Regions from separate parts of the Homo sapiens genome. Here region 1 is linked to region 2. A link is a loop called in an ENCODE intact Hi-C map of the cell type or tissue named here. Cell type or tissue: A673. All regions are shown on one strand. Links, peaks and the distances in the headings refer to the core of each region. The heading gives the core; the rest is flanking DNA.

Region 1 (2,915 bases), core at 284-2,783, 130 kb after region 2:
TTTTTCTGTTTCCAGACAGTAATTTTGTTAATTACACTATGCTTTACTACTTTCTGAATAAACAACTGAAGAGCATGAACCAAACATGATGTTACAATTGTGTGAGTTTGCTTAATACCTTTACAGTTTATAAATATTTCTATAGCCAACTTTGCTATAGCTGTGTGAAACCCTGAAATCGCTCTGAAATCAAATGAAGGAGCACCCCAGTATAATGCATATTTTGAATTAAAAACCTTTAGGAATCAATGGGCCCTAGAAGAGACTTTTCTCCTATCTCCATAAAGATCAGATGGATCCATCAAGAACAATTGCTTTTCCTTTCCTTCATTGTTATCTCATTATCTATTAATATTTCAGGAAAGGAAAGAATGTAACCAGACCTGGCCCAACCATTTTGCAAAATAATTCCTGTCTCTCAGTTCGTTCAACTTCCAAAGAGAACCATTTGAAAGTCCATCTCTGTTCCCCCTTTCATTCATTCTCCCAAGTACCCATTCTTTTTCCTTTGGTAATCATTTACTGTCTCTCCACAGTTACTATATTCCCTATCTTCCCCCTCCCCTCTGAAAGAAGATTATATAAGTGTTTGGGCCCCACTGGGAAATTGGGTAATCTCTGTGATTCTCCCCATGCACACGGTTAAATAAATTTGTACGCCTTTTCTCTTATTAGTCAGCCTTATTGTGAGGCAATAATGGTTCGCTAATTTTTTCATTGAAAAGAATTTGCTGATTTTTTTTTTTTCAGTGAACCTTTCTAGGGCAAGGGGGAAGCTTCTCCATGGCCTCTACAGTTTTGGCATAGTCAATAATGGTTCACTGATTTTTTCACTGAAAAGGGTTTGCTGATTTTTTTTTCTGTGAACATTTCTAGGGCAAGGGGGAAGCTTCCCCATGGCCCCTACGGTTTTGGCATAGTTGGCAGAATCATCAAAGCCATTGTGCACTTCTGGAGACCATAGTGAAGGGAATCCAGGACCCAACAAAGTTGGCAAAGAAATGGTAAGAATTCCTTACTGGTCAGCCTCCCAGTTTCTTTCTTTCCATGAACTCTCTGGTCGAGTGAATGGTAAAAAAAAAAAAAAAAAAATCACTCTCTCTCTTTTCCTTTCCAAATTTAAGATTAGTGAGAGAAAACGTTTTATATGGGACTAGTTGGGTTTTAGCAACTCTGGTGTATTTAATTTGGGGTGTGAATATTTATATTGTTTTATTACTGGAAAGGGGTCCCAATCCAGACCCCAAAAGAGGGTTCTTGGATCTTGTGCAAGAAAGAATCTGGGGCAAGTCCATAGCGTAAACGAAAGCAAGTTTACTAAGAAAGTAAAGGAATAAGAGAATGGCTACTCTATATGCAGAGCAGCCCATTTTTATGGTTATTTCTTGATTATATGCTAAAGAAGGTATGGATTATTCATGAGTTTTCCGGGAGAGGGGTGGGCAATTCCTAGAACTGAGGGTTCCTCCCTTTTTTTTTTTTTTTTTTTTTTAGAACATTTAGGGTAACTTCCTGACATTGCCATGACATTTGTAAACTGTCACAGTGCTGTTGGGAGTGTGCCTTAGCATGCTAATGCATTATAATTAGTGTGTAATGAGCAATGAGGACCAGCAGAGGTCACTGTCATTGCCATCTTGGTTTTGGGAGGTTTTGGCTGGCTTCTTTACTGCAACCTGTTGTATCAGCAAGGTCTTTATGACCTGTATCATGTGCCGACCTCCCATCTCATCCTGTGACTAAGAATGCCTTAACCTCCTGGCAATGCAGCCCAGTATGTCTCAGCCTTATTTTACCCCGTCCCTATTCAAGATGGAGGCACTGTGGTTCAAATGCCTTTGACAGTTTGCACTCTTTTTCTCTCAGAAATAGCCTTTTGTTGTTGTTGTTCCATTTTCCTTTGTCTTTCTGTGTTATTCTTTTATAAAGAGGGGTACCACAGGGTAGAACATGAGCCTAGATCCCCTATAAGCCCACTGTTCAGGCTGGCCCTGCAGACTGGTTAGTTTTTTGCTGAGCTGACTAGATGAGCATCTGTAAAGATAAACTGCTTTTAGTCCCTGAAACAAAAACTGGATTTTTTTTTTTTTGGTTTATAACCTTGGGAGCTTGTCTTTGTGACTAAGTGTGGGTACTCTCTTAGTCTCTGCCATCAGGAGGGTATGAATTTTTGGGTTCATGTTAGGTGACCAATCTGAAAAGACTGGGAGTCTGAGACATGTACGATTTTAAGCAGCACATTATTTATACCAAATGTGCCAAGCTTTTAGGGGAGATTTGCCATAAAAGGTCCCATTTTTATGGGACTTTTGTTGTCTTTTGTTACTTTCAGCCTATTTCTGAGAGTGAATTTTTGGGCATTATGGGGACTGCCTCTTCTGTGCCCTCTCCAGAAACACATCTTGCTTATACAGTGACAACCTATTCTCAACCTGGGAAATTACCACCTTGGCTTACTATGAAGAGGCTTATTGGATTAAGTCATTATTGGAATAAATAAACCATTGAAAATTCTAATTATAAGTGGCCAGCAGAGGATCTTTTGAATGAGAAAGGCTTAAATTTAAGGAAAATTTTAAAGAGCTCTCATTCTAAGCATTTGCCTTATTTGTATTTATGAGAAGATCAAATTGAAAGAAAGACATGCACTAGTGTTGTGGCTTGCTTTAAGAACTCTCCTGACAAGATTAAAAAACAGAAATCTAATCTAGAACAAAAGTTAAAATCTGCCCCCAATTTAAATTTCCCTACAACTTATACTCTTCTTTATCCTCAACTACATGTCCCAGACCCCCCGAGAAGATTCTTTGATCATCTGGGCCCCTGGTCAAAATCCCCCTCCTCAAAATCCAGTCTTAACCCCACAGCAAACTTCTGTAATAACCCCTAAAACAATTACACCCCTAATGTCTCCA
Region 2 (2,915 bases), core at 286-2,785:
AGATGCATTTTAGTTTCATGATACTTGTTGTTTCCCAGCATTCCTTTATACTTTATTGCGGGGTGGATAGGGGTAAAGTTTTCCTTGCTTCTGGGCGAAAACCCAGGAAAGCCTCTGAACCTTGCTGCTCACTCTCAGGTGAGGGATAGTCTCTATTCAGAAATTAGAACAACCAGGCTAATATATGAATCAAAACCTGAAACCATTTAGTGTCACTTCTCCAGGCTGCTGGGCCCTGCTTCAGTCAGAAGCTTGTGTGGGAAAGCAGGGAGTGAGTGGCTGGCTCTGCTCCACTTCTCTGTCCTGCTCTCCCTCCTGCTCTGCCCCTAGCCCGGCCTTTCCCCCGCCCTCACTAGAAGCTGTTTCAGAGTGAGGTGTGTTGGTGAGGGGTGGGGTGGTGCAGAGCCGACTGGCAGGGGTAGATCAGTTTTGAGATCAGTTGGTACTCAGCCTCCTCCATCAGTTGGTACTCAGCCTCCTCCATCAGCTGATACCACCCTCAGGCTCTTTCTCTGTGTTCTCTGGTGATTATTCTCTGACAGGCGTTTTCCTGGGTCTTCAGGGTTCACCTCACCTGTGTCCCAGGAGTTGAGACTCCTTCCTCAGCTGCTGGGGTCCTTTTGTTCATTGAGGTAGCCCTATTGCACAGGATCCAAGATGGACCCAGGGGAATGCACCTGTCTCCTTCTCAGGGGCCCGTAGCTGGTTCTGCCCTGATTAGGCAAACCCTGTGGTGCAGGGTGTCTCAGTAGCAGCTCTGCTGGAATGCTCACATGTCCCCAGTCCTCTCTCTCCTTCTAAACTTCTGGGAAGTACCCAGACTCCAGAACACTCTGTTCCCAATGCTGGGGGCCACATTCTCAGCTCTTCGGGTAACCCGTGCAGGCATCTCACTGGGTTTGCTGTAAGGGAGTAGGCGCCTCTCTCCTTCCTTGGGAGGGAGGGGATGGGGCTAACAGCAGTTTTCTCCATACATTTCTTCCTCGCAGAATCCTCCCTCTCCTCCATACTATGACCCTCTTTTATATTCTTGATCTGGCTGAGGGGGTCAGAAACTAGTTTTTAAAATTTTTCACATGATGATTTGGTGCCTCGGTTTGAAATTTCCTTTGTTGTATCTTGGTGCCTGGAAATTATACTTTTATATCCTTTTACAAAAGGAACTGGGTTTAAGACTGTGCCAGGAGGGAGGGGTGTCAGGCTCTAAGTCTATACTAGCAACTTCGCTTCTCTTTGTCAGGGAAAGCTGGACACAAAACAAACATTCCATCCCAGAGGTGGAATGGCCAGCAGAGGGCAGCAGATCCTGCTTAAAACCCTGCTTCCCTCCTTGGACTCATTGGTGCTAGATTATTTCATTCAATCTCCAGACGCCACATGTCCCCCAGGTGCTGGGGCTCAGCTCTCATGGCATCTCAATCAGTTCCCTGGCATTAGCCCCACTTCCTGGCTCTCTGCAGTCTAACCACCATTCTTCCTTTTTGAAGTATCAAAAATGAATCAGTCTGCATTGGATGCTAACAGCCGTGTACTAAGCACCTGTGTTGCAATGAGTGCAGAGATCAAAGCCATACTCTCTGCCCTGGAGAAGCCAAGCTGGTGAGGGAGACTTGTGAACAGACACTGAGAGCTGCAAAATAGTAACTGCTGTTGTAGAGGCAGAAATAAGGACTTTGGGAGCATTGAGGAAGGGGCAGCCTGAAGGAACCAGAGAAGGCTTGCAGAGGAGGGCGAATTGGAGTTAGGCTTTTTTTTTTTTTAATTTAAAGTTGAGTAGGACTTACAGGAAGAATAATGTGAGAATAAGGGGGAAGCAGATTGACAGAATTCTGGTGGACAAGGGAGGTGAAATTAGCAAGGGAGGCGGAGAGAGGGTAGCAAAGAGTGGTGGCTACGGCAGTGTTTGGAGACTAAGGGGAGACTGGGGTCTTGGGGGACCCTTGGGGAGACACCTTAGCAGAAGAAGAGCTTCCTTTTCCTCTCCCAGTTTCCAGAAAGAGGGTCTGAGGCTCTGGGGCTGCAAGGATTCTATTGAACTTAGAGGTTATTGGAAGAAATGGAGGGGGATGGGAGTCTTGAACTCTTCAGAGAAGCAACACTTGAAGGATTCGATGTTGTTTAGCTGGGAGAAAAGAAGATTCGATGTTGTGTAGCCGGGTGGGTGAGCTTGGCATAATAGAGGGAGTGAGAGCATGGGCTTTGGATGGAGTCAGTCCGGCCTTGGAACAAATCCTGATTCTTCCAATACTCCAGTGACCTTGGGCTGGTTGCTTTACTTCTCTGATCTTATTTCCTTATCGAAGAAATAGGAATAATAATAATTCCTACATCTTAGAGATGTTTCAAGTATTGAATGGGATAATATACACAAAACTCTTAGCACACTTCCTTGTTAGTTCTCATTAAATGGTATTATTTATTATTAAAATGATTGTCTTTAGATGTTTTAAGGGTTGTCATGTGGAAATAAGAACCCACGTACCTGTGCTGCTCCACCAGGCTGAACAAGTTAGAGGGAGACAAGTTTGACTGGCAGGGAGGCAGAAGGCCCCATCTAAGCCACCAGGGCCTGGAGGAAGCTACCTTATGCAGAAGGAGTTCTCTGCTGATGGAGGGATCCAGGCAAAAACTGTCTGGGGGCTCTTTCCAAATCAATGCTTCAGAATCCTGGGTTGTTCTGAAATTATGCATCAGTCTATAAGTGAAAGATTCTGTGATTCCACTTGAAGGAAAAGGGCCCCTGGGACAGGAGAGAAGGAGCTAACAGGAGAAAGAATAAGTGCTTTGCTAATCTAGAGCCTTATAATCTGAGGCCTCAACTGTTCTGTCTCCTTGGGTAAGGGAGGACTTGCGGAGGGCTCTATGGAGGCTGTCCTGACCCTCTTCCTACCCCCCTGTGAAGGAACTCCATATTC

Evidence for each region. Hi-C counts contacts between places; a loop is a spot of excess contacts. Peaks named below come from ENCODE experiments on the same cell type or tissue, not always from the same donor. Only the 100,000 strongest peaks of a DNase experiment are listed, where the experiment ranks them.
Region 1: a loop joins it to region 2, with 2.3 times the contacts of the local background. A loop is called at or near these places in 1 of 110 quality-filtered maps.

The regions. Positions count from the first base shown.
Region 1 is chr12:54,722,216-54,725,130 of GRCh38, forward strand. No RefSeq gene overlaps it. Among named protein-coding and RNA genes, the nearest start is that of DCD, 75 kb to the left of the region's middle. In A673, for the core only: CTCF peaks have their summits at 1,620 (motif pointing right) and 1,824; a DNase peak (open chromatin) is centred at 1,616.
Region 2 is chr12:54,595,339-54,598,253 of GRCh38, forward strand. No RefSeq gene overlaps it. Among named protein-coding and RNA genes, the nearest start is that of PPP1R1A, 8.1 kb to the left of the region's middle. In A673, for the core only: a CTCF peak has its summit at 1,292 (motif pointing right); a DNase peak (open chromatin) is centred at 1,313; H3K27ac peaks cover 1,296 bases.